Regions from separate parts of the Homo sapiens genome. Here region 1 is linked to region 2. Evidence: chromatin loops called from intact Hi-C (ENCODE). Cell type or tissue: heart right ventricle. All regions are shown on one strand.

Region 1 (8,000 bases), 320 kb after region 2:
CAGGATCAAATTTACTCTTCACAGCAACCCTACGGGAGGTACTAATATTATCCCCATTTTACAGATAGGGAAGCAGGTGGCCAGAGGAGGTTAAGATGGTTATTCATGTTAAGATGCCAAGCTGTAGCACGCACCCCAGTAGTCAAATACATCACCCGTGCCCTATTCTACCCACCCCACATCAGCCTGAAAGGAGGAAAAGGGAACCAACAGGTACCCAGTGCCCCCTCTGGTGCCAGCTACTCACATATGTAATCCCCACCTGAGCAAGCCCCAGTGAGCCTTTGAGGGCAGCTCTGAAGTGAGAACTCTGATGTGAAAGCTCCGTCATGTCAAAGGGCATGCTGGGGTTTGGAAGAGAAAAGACCTTCCCCTCCCCATCAGGCTCAGGTGACTCAAAAGGTGAACTTCAATCACCTTGCTTTTCCAAAGCATTGACACTGCTGTCATGGTGTTAACCAGAGGTTTGCCTCTCTTAATAAGCAGTGTGGGTGCATCGGTTCATGCACCAACACTGGTTATGCTCACAAGGGTGCTTTCTTGCTCATGGCCATCCTGTCAGGCAGCCTCTCATGTGTTTTCCATTCAGAGATGTTGGGTCACACCACCAGTAAGTGGCAGAGCTGGGATTTGAACCCAGAGTGTCTGTGTCCAATGGCATGCTCTTTCCAGCCTCTCCAAACCCCCTCCTGGTGTGGCAGTTTAAGTGCCCTGCATTTTTCCAACAAAGCTGCTTCCTGAGCTCCCTGTGTGTGGTCAAGCTGTCTGTGAAGGCTCCATTCCAGCCGCCCACCTCGCTCTGAACCTGTCTCATGTTTTGAGGGTAATCTGCAGGTAAATTCTCTGGAGAGCGGGTGACAGAGAAGGACTGAGCCGCAGCTGCCTCCCTGGGCAGGACTGAGAACTGACAGTGTCTCAAAGATTCCCTCCCTCCCCACAAACACCACAGCAGCGATTCCACAGGCAAAATTATAGCCAGATCAAGGACAGCAACTGGGGATTAAAAACTTTAAACCCATTAGGTTTGCTTTCAGCATTTGATCCCAAAGCCAAAGCTTCCCCAGGGACCCACGTTTTGGTTACATGAGTCAAATTCTTCACTGTGTGTCCACCACGGGGAAACCCCAGGAATTGTCCGCATCCCTTACTGGGCAGAAAGCAGCCCAGGCTTGAGTAAAGGAAGAGCTGGTGCCAGGATAGCCACCTCTGACCACACCAAACCCTTCATTTCCAGAGGGAGGGGACTCACTAGGGACCAATGCTTGCCCAATGGAGCCATGGGACCTGAAAGGCCTCATAAGCTCTTCTTATATTTGGGGAAACTGAGGCTCCTGGTATTTAAGCAGTGGATACTGACTGCTTTCTAGGGTTTTAAGCCAGTAGTTCTACCTGGCTTCTAAGCTTTATGGGAAAGTTATGCATGGTGATAAAGTGTAAGAAGCACAGGCAGTAACATAGGGTTTAAGTCCTGCCTCTACTGCTGACAAGCTGTGTCTCTTAGACAAGTGTCTTAAACACTCCAAGCCTCAGTTTTCCTCTTCTGTAAAACAGGAGGAATAAAAGTGTACCTAAGAAGGTTTCTTGTAAGGTTTAAGCAAAAGAATGTTTATAAAACACCCATCATAGTGCCTGCTACAAAGTAGGTGTTCAAAGAAATGTTAGACTGCTGGGCAGTAGTAGGTCAAACACCTTGACACTCAACTCATCCCAGTTCTAACTCCTGGCAGCACCCAAGAGCTCATAGATCCTTAGAATTGCAAAAGTTGTCAGAATCAAAATGGAGTCACTTATGTTTAAAAAAAAAAAAAAAACCCTGACAAATAGAGCTGTGGGACGCCATGAAGGAAAGGTTTTCATGCATAAACAACTGATAACAAGAACTAGCACAAAAAAATCTGCAAAAACACAATCTTGCACAAAGGCCATCACAACCTTACACACACACACACACACACACACACACACACACACTCACACCTTCTGTGAGGAAATCTACCTAGCAACTCTCTATCCAACCTCAAACTGGTGCCACCCTTGTCACTGATCCTTGTATCCAAAGATAATTATCTCAAAACAATTAAGTAATCCTCATTTTTCCTTTAAAAGCCTTTGTTTTCCTTTACCTCCCTGAATATTCATGCAGATTACTGTGACACATGTATTCCCACTGCAATGCCCTATTCCTGAGTAAACATTTTCTTTTAGAGAGCCTCTCTCTGTGTTTGCTATTTAGGTTAATAGAACCTTGTTCCCTTTTCTGGTGCGCTGGGCAGGAATTTATTCAGACTGTCACAGTAATTCAGGGACAGCCAGGATGCTTTCACCACCAGTAATATATTACAAAGTGGCCACAATTCCCCATCCTTCCTGTATCCCTGCTCTTTTCAGTGTGACTTTGCAGCTTCTCTTGTCAAGAGATGAAATGTGTTTCTGCCTCCTCTTGATGTAGTCTGGACCTGTGACTTACATTGGCCAAAAGAATGTGGCAGAGGGGCATGGTTTGACTTCTGAGCTTAGGCTTCAAGAAATCATGCAAGCCTCTGATTGTTCTGTTGGTACCCTACCCAACCACCATGTGTACAAGCCCAGGCTAGCCTGCAAGAGGATGAAATACATATGGAGCAAAAATAAGCCCTCCCAGCTGAAGCCATCCTTTGCCAGCCAGCCAACCAGCTAACCCAGAAGTTGACCACAGATGCATGAGTGAGTCCTGGAGAGAACAGAAGAACCACCCAGCTGAACCCAACCTAAGCTGCCAACCAGAGAATAAGCTACAGGTGGTGGTTGATTTAAGCCACTAAGTTTTGGGGTGGTTTGTTAGGGATGCAGCAATATTGTGGTGATAGAAAACAGATACGTCATCAAGCTAAGGCATGCCACTTCTGACGGAATCTGGACCGTGGTAATTCCATCGCCCACTAATTCCCGCTAAGTCCAAACCAATTATCCAACTATGCAGCTGACAACTATTGCTATGGCTCCTCTAGCTACCTGGTCTCCTTTCCCTCCCTCAAAGGAATCTCATCACCAACCAGGACCACAGACTTTTACTGAAGGCCCTGAGATGGGACAGGCATGGTGGAGTAGTAGAATAGGCCCTAAAGAGTGTATCCGAAGTCACACCCAGGAGTGTGCCAGCTACAGCTATGTGACTTTAGACAAGTCCCCTGGCCACTCTGACCCTTCCTTTCCTTTTCTGTAAAACAAGGATAATAACAAATGCATGATCCCCCTCCCAAGGCAGTGATGAGGCACAAAAGGAAAAGGCAGATGAAAGTGTTTGGGGGACCATGCACCCCAGGATGGCCTGATTTGCAAGAGTAGATTATGGTATTTTATCTGCAAGGCCAAGAGCAGACACAAATGCCCTCCGAAGAAGCCCTTTTCCTTTCAGGGCCCTTCTCCTTTTTCCTTAGAAACCTGATACCTTGGACAGGGCCTTGATGGAGGTGGAGGTAGGGAGGGTAGCATGGCTAACCCTGAGAACAGTCAGTTTAGCATTAAATCAGTCCCACCTTGGTTCAAAGCACAACTCTGTAATTTACTTACTTGCTGGGTAACCTTGGACAAGTGACTTGGCTTCTCTGTGCTTCGGGAGTGGTAGCCTGCTCTGCATAAAGGGAACTATGAACACAGTGGTTCTGGCATATAGAAAGTATTCATAAAAGGTTGGCAATAATAATTTTTATCCTGGAGAGCCTAGGTTACAGTAAATGGAGGGAGAGCAGTACAATCCACACCACATAACGCTAAGTCAGAGAATGAAATTGGTGGAGTCCATGCCCAACTGGGAAAAGCAGAGGCACGGGGGCAGGGTCCAACCTTGGAGTGACATTGGTCCCCAGCTTGTGTGTTAGGGAGTGAAAGGTCAGAGGCTGCTGCCCTGGCCTGGGGCTCAGGTCTTGGCAGACACACTGAGGGGAGGCAACTGGAGAAGGAGGCAAGGCAAAAGGACTGAGGTTTTCCTTCCACATCTGAAAGCAGCAAGTGAACACTAAAATCCAAGGGATAGAGCAAATTACAGACTTCTGGCAGATCTAAGAAAAAGCCTTGATATCTTCTTGTTGGTTTCTTGTGATAATTTTTTTTCAAGAGAAATATGGCAATACATTTACATTTACTTTTTAAAAAAGTATCCCATCCTGGAACTGTAGATCTACCTCCCAGACTTATCTGGAGCCTGGGGTGGGAGCTGGAGCTCCCCATAACAAGGGTGGCCTCCCATCTGCTCCTTGGCTTTCCAAGAGCACAGAGAAGAAACAGGCAGGCAAAATTCTAGGATTTACAATCCCAAAGATCTCCATTTAAAGTAGCCATCTCAGATCCTTTTTGGAAGCAGACAGGGTGTAAATGAATGCACAAAAATGCAGATTTATGTAGAGCATAACAAAAATGTTAGAGGCCACACATAATGAAGAGTGTGTCTATGTTAGAATATCTCATTCATTTCAGTGTTGAGTGTCAACACTCAAAGTCTGATGAATAAATGAATGAATCAACAAAAATACTGAAAGAAAACTCAGCATCTCAAGTCAGGATGAAAAAGACCATTGGTTTCATAAATCAGATCAAGTAACAAGAGAAATAACTACGAGCATCTATCAAGGGCTTACTGTGTGCCGTGTTGTGCTCTGGGCTTTGCAGATATCATCTCATTTAATGCCCCCACCAACCTAATGAGGGATGTACCCTTATTACTCTTTACAGAAAAGGAAACTGAGGTTCAAACAGCTGAAGTAATTGGTCAAGATCACACAGCTCCTAAGCAGAGAGCTGAGTAAGGCAGGCTGAGGGCAGGGCTAATGCTGGAGCCCACTCTCTTGGCCACCAGGCACTTGTGCATCTCAGCAGTGCCCCCTTTTATGGCACAAAAATCGTGGATCTGGTTGTTGCTGTGGAACCAGGGATTCAATGAAGGTAGAGACAGGAACACTACTCAGCTGAATCTGGAACATCCACCCTCTAGGACCCATCCTGGTGCAAAAGAGGTGCCAAGACCCTCTGCAATGCTGCCTACTGGTGTGTACTGCACAACACCAAGTTTACTCTGGGATCCACATACATCACAGCACTTGGACACTAGATAGGAAGGGGTAGGAAAGGCCATCTCCCAGGTGGCCTTAACACACCAACAGATCAGCTAAGATGGAGGAAATTTGTTCCGTGATTTTTTATTTTTCTTAAAAATTTGGGCACATAGTCCGGGTGCGGTGGCTCACGCCTGTAATCCCAGCACTTCGGGAGGCCAAAGTGGGCAGATCACGAGGTCAGGAGATCGAGACTATTCTGCCCAACACAGTGAAACCCACTCTCTACTAAAAATACAAAAAATTAGCCGGGTGTGGTGGGGGGCACCTGTAGTCCCAGCTACTCGGGAGGCTGAGGCAGGAGAATGGCGTGAACCCAGAAGGTGGAGCTCGCAGTGAGCCGAGATCGCACCACTGCACTCCAGCCTGGGTGACAGAGCAAGACTCCATCTCAAAAAAAAAAAAAAAAAAAAGATTTGGGCACACAGTAGGTACATATTTATGAGGTACATGAGATATTTTGTTACAGGCATGTAATATGTAATAACCACAGCAGGGTAAATGGGGTATCCATCACCTGAAGCGTTTATCCTTTATGTTACAAGTGATTCAATTATACTCTTTTAGTTATTTTTAAACTACAATCAAATTATTGTTGACTATTGTCATTTTGTTGTGCTATCAAATACTAGTTCTTACTCATTCTTACTCATTCTTTCTAATTTTTTGTACCCATTCATGCCTTTTATTAAGTGTTCAAATATTTGAGGATACAAATCATCCTCTCACATATTGTTGGTCACTGGTGCAGAAGTTTGACTCTGTGTGGGTTTCTTTAATAAAGTTACAAACCCAGGAGTGATTCTGAAACACTGGCCACCATGGCTACCTTCCCCAATTCAGAGATTCCTAAATAAGTGGTGGGAGCCAGTAGAACTCAGAGTGGATGGGGGGATAGTAACAAAGCAGCCCCAGGAGGTTAGAGGGATACATGGAATATTGCAGAGTACTCCATCTTTCCTGGGACACTTCTGTCTTAATGCTAGACAGCCTTGGTGTGAGAAGAGGCCCTTCAAATGTCCCTGGCAGAATCATTGGGTCCCTGTTCACTCAGTGATCAAACATCTCCAGAAAACAGAACCCTAGCATCCCCCCAAGAGTAGCCAGTGGGTCATGAATAAGCATCCCCAAAGGGTGCCGCAGAGAAGCTACTGCTATTGCAATTCAATAACTTTTCCAGGAAAGCAGGCAGAACAGAACTTCACAAGACAGATGTTTGAGCGCCCTGAAGCCCCCAAACTCGGATTCTTGACTTCCTGACAGGCAGTCAGCCTGGGTGGGCAAAGGCACAGGCCTGTGCTCGACAACTCATTAGCCATGTAACTTGGGCAATAATGCCTCTGTACCTCAGCTTCCCCTCCATGAATGGGGATAAAATGATAGCCAGCTGCTACAGACTGAATGCTTGTGTTCCCTCAAAATGTATATGTTGAAATCTTCACCCCAAGGTAATGTTATTTGGAGGTGGGGACTTTGGGAGGTGATTAGGTCATGAGGATATAACCTATGAATGAGTTAGTGCCCTTATAAATGTGGCCCCAGAGAGCTCCCTCATCCCTTTCACTGTGTGAGCTTAGAGTGAGAACACCACTATCTATGAACCAAGAAACAGGTGCTTACCAGACAGCAAATCTGCTGGGGCCCTGATCTTGGACTTCCAAGGCTCTAGATCTGTGAGAAATAAATTCTGTCATTTATAAGCAACCCAACCTATAACAGTTTGTTATGGCAGCCCAAATGGCTACCAGCTGAAAGGACTGTTGGGAACATTAAATGAGCTGGTATGAGTACCAATGTAGATAGCACTTGACATCTACTGAATATTCAGATACACTGTTGCTGCTTTTGGTGTTATTGTTGCTACTGTTGCTAATTTAAACTCAACACAGAAGTCCTTTTTGGTCAGAACAGACATTGGTGGACCAAGTGAGCCCGTGGTTTCAAAGACTGTAGATTTTTCCCAATCTTGGACTTACATCGGCTTCCTAGGACTCCTTCTGGCAAAAAGGAAGGTTGGGATAAAACATTTTATTCTGCTTTGGTTGATCGCCAAATCCACTTGGCTAAAAGGATTTGCAGTTCAGAGAACTCGGTGGCTCAGCGTAAAGCAGAGCTCCTTTCTTCTGAAATCCATCACCTGTGACTTCTCTGACATCAGAAAGAGGCACCTTGTGAGTCAGCTGGTGGCAAGATTGCTCAGGATTCTGTTTCTGGGCCAGTCCCAATGGCCCTACTGTCAGTCCTGACGCTCCACACACTGATTACAGAGGTATGAGCAAAGATGATCCCCAGCCACACTGCAGGCCAAGGAGCACATCTCACACCCTCCCAACACAGTGATTCACGCGTGGCAGGCTCCAGGGCAGCCACAGAGGTGTGGGTCACTTCATGCTGTTCAGCTGCAAGGCGGAATGTCAGCTGACAGCCTCCAGCTGCAGCTTTCTTGGGATCTGCTGCAGGATTCCAGCTGAGGCTGTGCTCTTCCCAGACAGCTCCAGCCAATACCTGACCCTGGCAGAGGACAGCTATTTCTGCCCAGTGATCTCTGTTGAGTTGACTGAGACTTTAATCAGATCTGCATAGAGTCAGAGGCTCTCTCTGTCCCATCCAACTTCCCCATTTGTCTTTCACAGGCAATACCCGCCCCCAACAATTCTCTCACACTCCTATCTCTGTCCTAGCATCTGCTTCCTAAAGGATGCAAACTGACACAAGCCCCCAGTGAATGTGCATTGATCTCTCAGGCTGGGGTGGGCCTTGAACAAGGCGTGTAACTCTGTAAGCCTCAGTTCCCCAAATAGCAAACTGGAAACCACTCACCAGGATGTTACAAAGACTCAACTAAAGAATATTATGCCTGTGAAAGCATCTGACTTCTTGTAGATACTATCTGACGAAATTCATTTTGGTTGT
Region 2 (8,000 bases):
ACAGACTGAAAGAAGAATACTTCCAAAAAAATCCGAATCCTACGGTGATTTTTTTTTTTTGAGACAGAGTCTCGCTCTGTTGCCCAGGCTGGAGTGCAATGGCACGATCTTGGCTCACTGCAACCTCCACCTCCCAGGTTCAAGCGATTCTTCTGCCTCAGCCTCCCGAGTAGCTGAGACTACAGGTGCCCACCACCATGCCAGGCTAATTTTTGTATTTTTTAGTAGAGATGGGGTTTCACCATGTTGGCCAGGCTGGTCTTGAATTCCTGACCTTGTGATATGCCCACCTCAGCCTCCCAAAGTGCTGGGATTACAGGCGTGAGCCACTGCGCCCGGCTCCTACAGTGATTTTAAAAATCAGATCCTACATTTCAAATGAAAACTTGTTAAGGTCAAAACAGTAAAACCTCAAATTCCCTTGTCTGGGGCCAGATCTTGAGGTCAAAAGGAAAATAAACACGACTGCAGGCCCAGGCAAACCACAAGGCTGGCGCTGCTCCACATCCTTCGGGAGGCCTGGAGCCATGTGGGCTCCACTCCCCAAGGGAGGCTGTAGCTGGCTTCAGGGCAACTGAAGCTCTGGGAGCAGCTGGGGCCCCATCTGGCTTCCAGGTCAACTTTGTTCTAAGCTTTTCTCTGCACCTGGAAGTGCTCCTGGTTTCTGCTGAAAGGGCACATGGAGAATGAGCCTTGAAGGCTTCATATGACACCCTACAGCTTTCAGCTCTCTTGCCTGCGGCTCTACTGGCCTGGCTGGCCCATGGGGACAGTAGTCACTGGGACATGTTCCTTGGCAAAGGGTCACCACTGGCTGCCGGGATAGAAAAGCAGAAGAACCAGGCTGCAGAGCTGTGCATGATTAAGTGCAAATAACTGAAGTGCAAGCAGCAGCCATCTGGGTTGAGGATAAAGGAAACATCAGAGTGGCTTACAGCCACCAGTGCTGTCACCAGGGCTCTATGGACAGTGGCAAGTATGGCACAGGCAATAAAACTGTCTGCAGCACCATTTTTGAAGAATACAAACAGGACAGGTACATATGCAGAGGCATAGTCCTCCAGCCTGGCCTGCGGACACATTTCAGGAAGGTACTTCTCCAGACGTGGGGTTTTCCAGCCTCCCTTATGGAATCAGAGGATGGCCAGTGGTGCTCTAAGTCAGGCCTGGTCCTCCTCCAACACTGTCCTTTATAAAGGGAGAGGTACAAAGGGAGAAGAAAGCACTGCAGTGTGAGTCCAACTTGCCCCAAACCAGTTTCCCTCCAGAGCAAACCAGAGAAACCAGAACTATGCACAGCTCTCTTCAGGTGTGTGAGGGCTGTAACGGCTACAGATTGAAAATGGAAAAACATCCCCTGATGCCTGCATCCTCTCAGGTCAGTGTGTTACCTCTGTGCCTATTTAAAAATAACCACAGAATGACTTTTCTAAGGTTATTCATTCACACGTGGATAGGTTTGTACAGATTAACACATTTAGTCTTTCTAAAGAAAAATAATTGGAATCTCTGAGGCTAACATGCATATTTAGTTTTATCTTCACATGTAATTATTTTTACAGCAACTTGTTGGAAGTGGCCTCTCAGCAGCTCTCACCTTAAAATAAATCATAGGAAATTTGTATGATTCTTCAAGAGCCACCGATGCACTGGTTGAGGTGGTTTTTTAATGAACCACCTGTGATAAACTCATAATAGCAAAGTGACCTGAGGTTCAAAAGTTGGACCAAAACAAACCGTCATTTAAACTAGGACTCATGGGTCAAATCTGGCCCTCTGCCTGTTTTTATAAAGTTTTACTGGATCACAGCCATGCCCATTTATTTGAGTGTTGTCTATGGCTGCTTTCACAATACAATGGCAGAGTTGAACAGTTGCAAGAGACTGTAGGGCCTGCAAAGCCTGAAATATTTACCACTGGCCCTTTACAGAAAAGGTTAGCCAACCTTCATCCAAAGCGAGGTCCCTAGACTGCAGGACTGGCATCACCTGGGTGCTTGTGGCAACTGGAGAGCCTCAGACTGCACCCCAAAGGAATCTGTGTTTGAACAAGATCTCCAGGTGATTCTGATGCAAGCTAAAGCATGAGAAACTTAAATGGCCAAACAAAATCCCTGGGGAATGTGTTAAAAATGAAGATGCCGATTTATTAAGTCTGGGGTGGAGCCCAGGATTCTGCATTTCTAAGAAACTCTCAGGTGATGCTGATGCTGCTGGTCCTCGGACCACACTTTGAGTAGCAAGGGTCTGGTATTTTACCCTGGCATTATCTACCAGCAAAATTACCAATGGCACTTGCTGGAAAAGTTTCAAAAGGGGCAGCCAGACTATTACTAAACAGTTCAACAACAACAACTACAACAACAGATGTTGGTGAGGATGCAAAGAAAAGGGAACACTTATACACTGTTGATGGGAAGATAAATTAGTACAATCAAAAAAGCAGTATCGAGATTTCTCAAAGAACTAAAAATAGAACTGCCATTCCATCCAGCAATCACACTAATGGGTATATACCCAAAGGGAAAGAAGTATTGTATAAAAAATATACCTGCACTGGTAAGTTTATTGCAGCACTATTCACAACAGCAAAGATAGGGAATCAACTTAAGTGTCCATGAATGGATGACTGGTTATAGAAAATGTGGTATATATATATATATACACACACACACACACCATGGAATATTACTCAGCCATAAAAAAGAATTAAATTATGTCTTTTGCAGCAACATGGATGGAAATGAAGTCCATTTCCCTAAGTGAAATAACTCATAAGTAGTCAACTACTGCATGTTCTCACTTATAAGTGGGAGCTAAGTAATGGGTACCCATAGGCATAAAGAGTGGAATTAACAGACATTGGAGACTCCAAAATGTGGGAGGGGGGTGAGGGTTGAAAAGTTACCTGTTGGGTACCATGTTCACTATTGGGTACACTAAAAGCCCAGATTTCATCACGATACAATATATTCATATAAGAAGTCTGCACTTGTACCCCCTAAATACATAAAAATAAAAACAGTCTCTTGTAGACAGCCAAAAGGGGGGGCAGCCAGATTGTCATGAGGACACCAATTCAAATGCTTTCCTTTTTCCTTTTTTTTACCCAAAATCAGATGTCAACAATTCAAATGCTTCTAAATGCATCCACAAGTGCGGTTCATTAGGGCTTACCTTTTTCAGTATTTCTGTGTTCAGCAGCATGTAAATGTCTATAGTACGACTTTCTTCTTTAGCAAGAGCACTAAAGTTACAGTGTGCTGTTAGGCAAGAAATTCCTGGTTTTTCACAGTCCTGAGAAGAAAAGTCAGAAAAATTTCCAATGGAATTAAGAACAAAGACAAATCCACAACAATTTACAGAGTAGTGGGCTCCATGAACTTGGTGACTAAGGCAATTCCAGGCAGAGGAAATCCACAAGAAGATGCAATCGTTCTTTCTCGCCACCAGAGGGCATTCAAGGGATTTCCCACCCAGTGGGAACCAGAGCATGCCTTTAAGTCAAGCAACTGGGAGAAAACAGCTCACTAATTTATCCTACCAAGAATTGGATGAATTCACAAAGAGAAATAATTGTTTTTTTTTTTAAACCCACAAACTTAAATTTTGCATTCTGAAAGCATTCTTATGAGTTTTGAACACAGACACGTTTCCTACATTATGTGACTTCCACCTGTGTAGTGGCAAATATACTTTCATGCCTATTTATTAGGTAGGTGAATAAGAGGGCTAAGAAGTCATGTGACACTTCCTCAAGAAAACACAAAAGTTACAATAGAGACGTAAATCTCGGCTGGGCGCAGTGGCTCACGCCTGTAATCCCAGCACTTCGGGAGGCTGAGGTAGGGGGGTCACCTGAGATCAGGAGTTCAAGACCAGTTTGGCCAACATGGTGAAACCCTGTCTCTACAAAAAATACAGAAGTTAGCCAGGCATAGTGGTGGCCGCCTGTAGTCCCAGCTGCTGGGGAGGCTGAGGCGGGAGAACTGCATGAACCCGAGAGGCAGAAGCTGCAGTGAGCCGAGATCATGCCACTGCACTCCACCCTGGGCGACAGAGCAAGACTCCATCTCAAAACAAACAAACAAACAAAAAACCAAAAACATAAATCCCAAATTTAAGTTACAAAAGTTTTCTTTTTTATATGATAGGTTCCAAAATGCGTATACATACCTTGATGATGTTTCATCTATACGGCAAAATTTTCAGCCAGACAGAGTCGTAACTATAAAATCACTAGGTATCACTACATCTAACAAGTCTAAGGGCTTTCAACAATATCACCCTCACTATGTAAGTAAAAAAAAAAAAAAAAAAAAAAAACCCAACCTTTCAAGTGGCAAACAGTCACCCTTCTCCAACAGGAGAAAAGAATGAGAAAGGAAATGATAAAGGTGAGATGTGCCAGGGCTGAAATAAGGAGCTTAGAGAAATGTAACCAAAGATAAAAAAAAGGAGGCTTTGGAAAGCATTGTCATTCCATCTTCAATACCTGCACTTTTTAAAAATGGAGGTGTAACAAATATAGTAAATAGAACAAATCTGAAGTGTGTGTCTTTATAATTTTTTTTTTTTTTTGAGACAGAGTCTTGCTCTGTTGCCCAGGCTGGAGTACAGTGGCACGATCTTGGCTCACTGCAACCTCTGCCTCCCTGATTCAACCGATTCTCCTGCCTCAGCCTCCCTAGTAGCTGGGATTACAGGCGCCCACTACCACATCCAGCTAATTTTTGTATTTTTAGTAGATACAGGGTTTCACCATGTTGGCCAGGCTGGTCTCAAACTCCTGACCTCAGGTGATCCACCCCCTCAGCCTCCCTAAGTGCTGGTATTACAGGCATGAGCCACCGTGCCCGGCCTGTCTTTAAAAATTTTTACATGTGTTTATACCTGGAGGACTACCACCCTGATTAGGATGTAGGACATTTCCAGCATCTAAGCAGGCTCCCTCATGCCCCATCCCATCCACATTCCTCTGAAAGTAACCACCTTCTTGACCTCTATCATCATGATTAGTTTTTGCTATTTCTGAACTTCGTATAAGTGAAATATTACAATATGTGGCTTTTGTCTCTAGCTTCTTCCACTCAATATATTCTGTCTGTGAGATTCATTCATTAGCAGTAGTTTGTTATTTTTCATTACTGTGTAATATTCCAGTGTATGGATATACCACAATTGCTTACTTATTCTCCTATTGATGGATATCTGCATTGTTCTCAGCTTTCAGCTATTTTAACATTTCTGTGAGCATCCTTTTTCATGTCTTTTCTGGGAAGCACAAGTACTCATTTTTCTTGGGGATATACTCAAGAGTAGAATGGCTGTGTCATAGGATACACACGTTTTGTTTTAGTAGATATTATCAAACAGTTTCCCAAAATGTTTGCACAAGAATAATCACTCTTGTTTAGACTCATTCTAGTGGAAGAAACATTTTACTTTGTGCTTGGTGGGTTGCAAAGATTTATCCCTTTTCCAGGTAATAGGATTTGGAATGTAAATTTAACATTTTGATTGAAACCTCAGACTGAAAATTAGGAGTTGACCACAGTCTGTGCCTTTGTAAGTCAAATTGATTAAAACCAGATTTAGGAAATAATAAATATCAAATAGAAAACTGGTGTCTTCCGAGTGAGGACCACCCGTGTTACCCCAACCACTAAACAAATCCTTACCAAGACTTTTCTTCCAGACTTTGTGAAAAAAGCAAATATTGTGTGGAAGATATTTTCTTGTTCTTGAGGGATGATGCAGGGAGTTGGGTTTTTCTGGAAAGAGCAGTTTCCCTTCTCTTGGCCCACCTGCAAATGAAAAGAGGCCTGTCAGAGGAGTCATTCTCAAGAATGAATCATGATGCTGGAGCCTCTTATTGTAGAGGCAGGAGTGGTAGAACCCCAATTCACCTTTCCTCCTTGTCCATTTTGAAGTGGAGAACAATGGCTGAAAAGCTGAAAGGCAGAAGTTGTAGCATCAACAGGGCCAAATAATAGAAAATGTGGATCTTAGGTCCCCCAATAATTGATGAGATGGCATATAACATGCAAATGAGATGTGACTAGGAAATAGGAAGACTTAAGGAGTAAAATAAGCCTTATACTCCATGGTTTTGAAAGCACACTTAAGAACATCCTTACAAGCAATTCTTGTCTGAATGAGGAAAATGAGACTGAACTTAGGTCACTGGCCAACAGTCATGGAGTCAAGAACCCAGGTCTGGAACTTGGGACCAAGCCTGATGGATGATCTGCTGCCAGAGGTTTTCAACCATTCTAGAAAGCCCCCACGGTGCTGTAAAACTCCTTAGGGGTCCTTCTAGAGAAAGGGAATGAGCAGCAAGCAGGACTGCTCATGGTCCAACTCTAAAGCCAGAGTTTTGCTACCAAAAAAATAACTGACCAGTCTCTGCCCTGAGCCAGACGGGGACCTGCATGCTTGCCGAGCTCTTGGTGAGTGATTTGATTTTGCTTCTGACAGCAATGGCAACGGTGCTGAGTGACAGCAACATCAGAAACAAAACAATGGTGCTTAGTCTTTCTTGATGATTTCCTTAAGAACAGCACTCTTTCTGATGTTTAAATTGAGGAACTGTTAGAAAAATGAAGTCTTCTTTATATATCACCATATCACACTGGTTGTAGCTGAAGGCTGGACAGGATGTGAGGTTAAACCAGAAAATTAATAATTAGTAATTCATAATTTAGAATTGTGCTTACAATCCCATGGCTAACCACAGGCATCTGTTAAATTGCCCTGTCTATAATGCCCTTGAGTAAAATATAGTTGTTCAAGAATGTTTCAACTTTTTATTCATGGTAGGGAACAAAAACTTTTTTTGCTGTTGGTTTTTTTTTAACTTTTATTTTATGTTTGGGAGTACATGTGCAGGTGTGTTATATAGGTAAACTTGTGTCATGGAGGTTTTTGGTACAGATTATTTCATCACCCAGGTACTAAGCCTAGTACCCAATAGTTATTTTTTCTACTCCTCTCCCTCCTTCCAACCTCCATTCTCAAATAGACTCCAGTGTCTGTTGTTCCCTTCTTTGTGTTCATGAGTTCTCATAATTTAGCTCCCACTTATCATTGAGATCATGTGATATTTGGTTTTCTGTTCCTGTGTTAGTTTGCTAGGGATAATGGCCTCCAGCTCCATCCATGTTCCTGCAAAGGGCATGATCTCATTCTTTTTTATGGCTGCATAGTATTCCATGGTATATCTGTACAACATTTTCTTTATCCAATCTGTCTTTGATGGGTATTTAGGTTGATTCCATGTCTTTGCTATTGTGAACAGTGCTGCAATGAACATTCATGTGCATGTGTCTTTACGGTAGAATGATTTATATTCATTTGGGTATATATATACCCAGTAATGGGATGCTGGGTTAATTGGCAGTTCTGCTTTTAGCTCTTTGAGGAATAGCCACACTGCTTTCCACAATGGTTGAGCACATTTATACTCCCACCAACAGTGTATAAGCATTCTCTTTTCTCCAAAACCTCTCCATCATCTGTTGATTTTTGACTTTTGCTTTTTTTTTTTTTTTGAGATGGAGTCGCTCACTGTTGCCCAGGCTGGAGTGCAGTGGCGCGATCTTGGCTCACTGCAAGCTCCGCCTCCTGGGTTCAAGCCATTCTCCTGCCTCAGCCTCCCGAGTAGCTGGGACAACAGGCACCTGCCACCATGCCCGGCTAATTTTTTTTTGTATTTTTAGTAGATATGGGGTTCACCGTGTTAGCCAGGATGGTCTCCATCTCCTGACCTCATGATCCGCCCGCCTCGGCCTCCCAAAGTGCTGGGATTACAGGCATGAGCCACCGCACCAGGCCAATTTTTGACTTTTTAATAATAGCCATTCTGACTGGTATGAGATGGTATCTCACCGTGGTTTTGATTTGCATTTCTGTAATGACCAGTGATACTGAGTTTTTCACATGCTTGTTGTCTGCAGGTATGTCTTCTTTAGAAAAGTGTCTGTTCATGTCCTTTGCCC

What was found. Peaks named below come from ENCODE experiments on the same cell type or tissue, not always from the same donor. Only the 100,000 strongest peaks of a DNase experiment are listed, where the experiment ranks them.
Region 1: a loop joins it to region 2, with 5 times the contacts of the local background. A loop is called at or near these places in 86 of 110 quality-filtered maps.

The regions. Positions count from the first base shown.
Region 1 is chr3:37,458,088-37,466,087 of GRCh38, reverse strand. The region is part of intron 1 of ITGA9 (integrin subunit alpha 9); the gene reads right to left. Among named protein-coding and RNA genes, the nearest start is that of ITGA9, 9.9 kb to the right of the region's middle. In heart right ventricle, no CTCF peak of the experiment used is centred here; a DNase peak (open chromatin) is centred at 7,487; H3K27ac peaks cover 2,591 bases.
Region 2 is chr3:37,775,199-37,783,198 of GRCh38, reverse strand. It overlaps ITGA9 (integrin subunit alpha 9), which reads right to left. Exons shown (of 28, transcript NM_002207.3): 24 at 5,682-5,807; 25 at 3,178-3,297. All of the region lies in intron 3 of ITGA9-AS1 (ITGA9 antisense RNA 1), which reads left to right. Among named protein-coding and RNA genes, the nearest start is that of ITGA9-AS1, 83 kb to the left of the region's middle. In heart right ventricle, a CTCF peak has its summit at 3,446 (motif pointing right); no DNase peak of the experiment used is centred here; H3K27ac peaks cover 3,055 bases.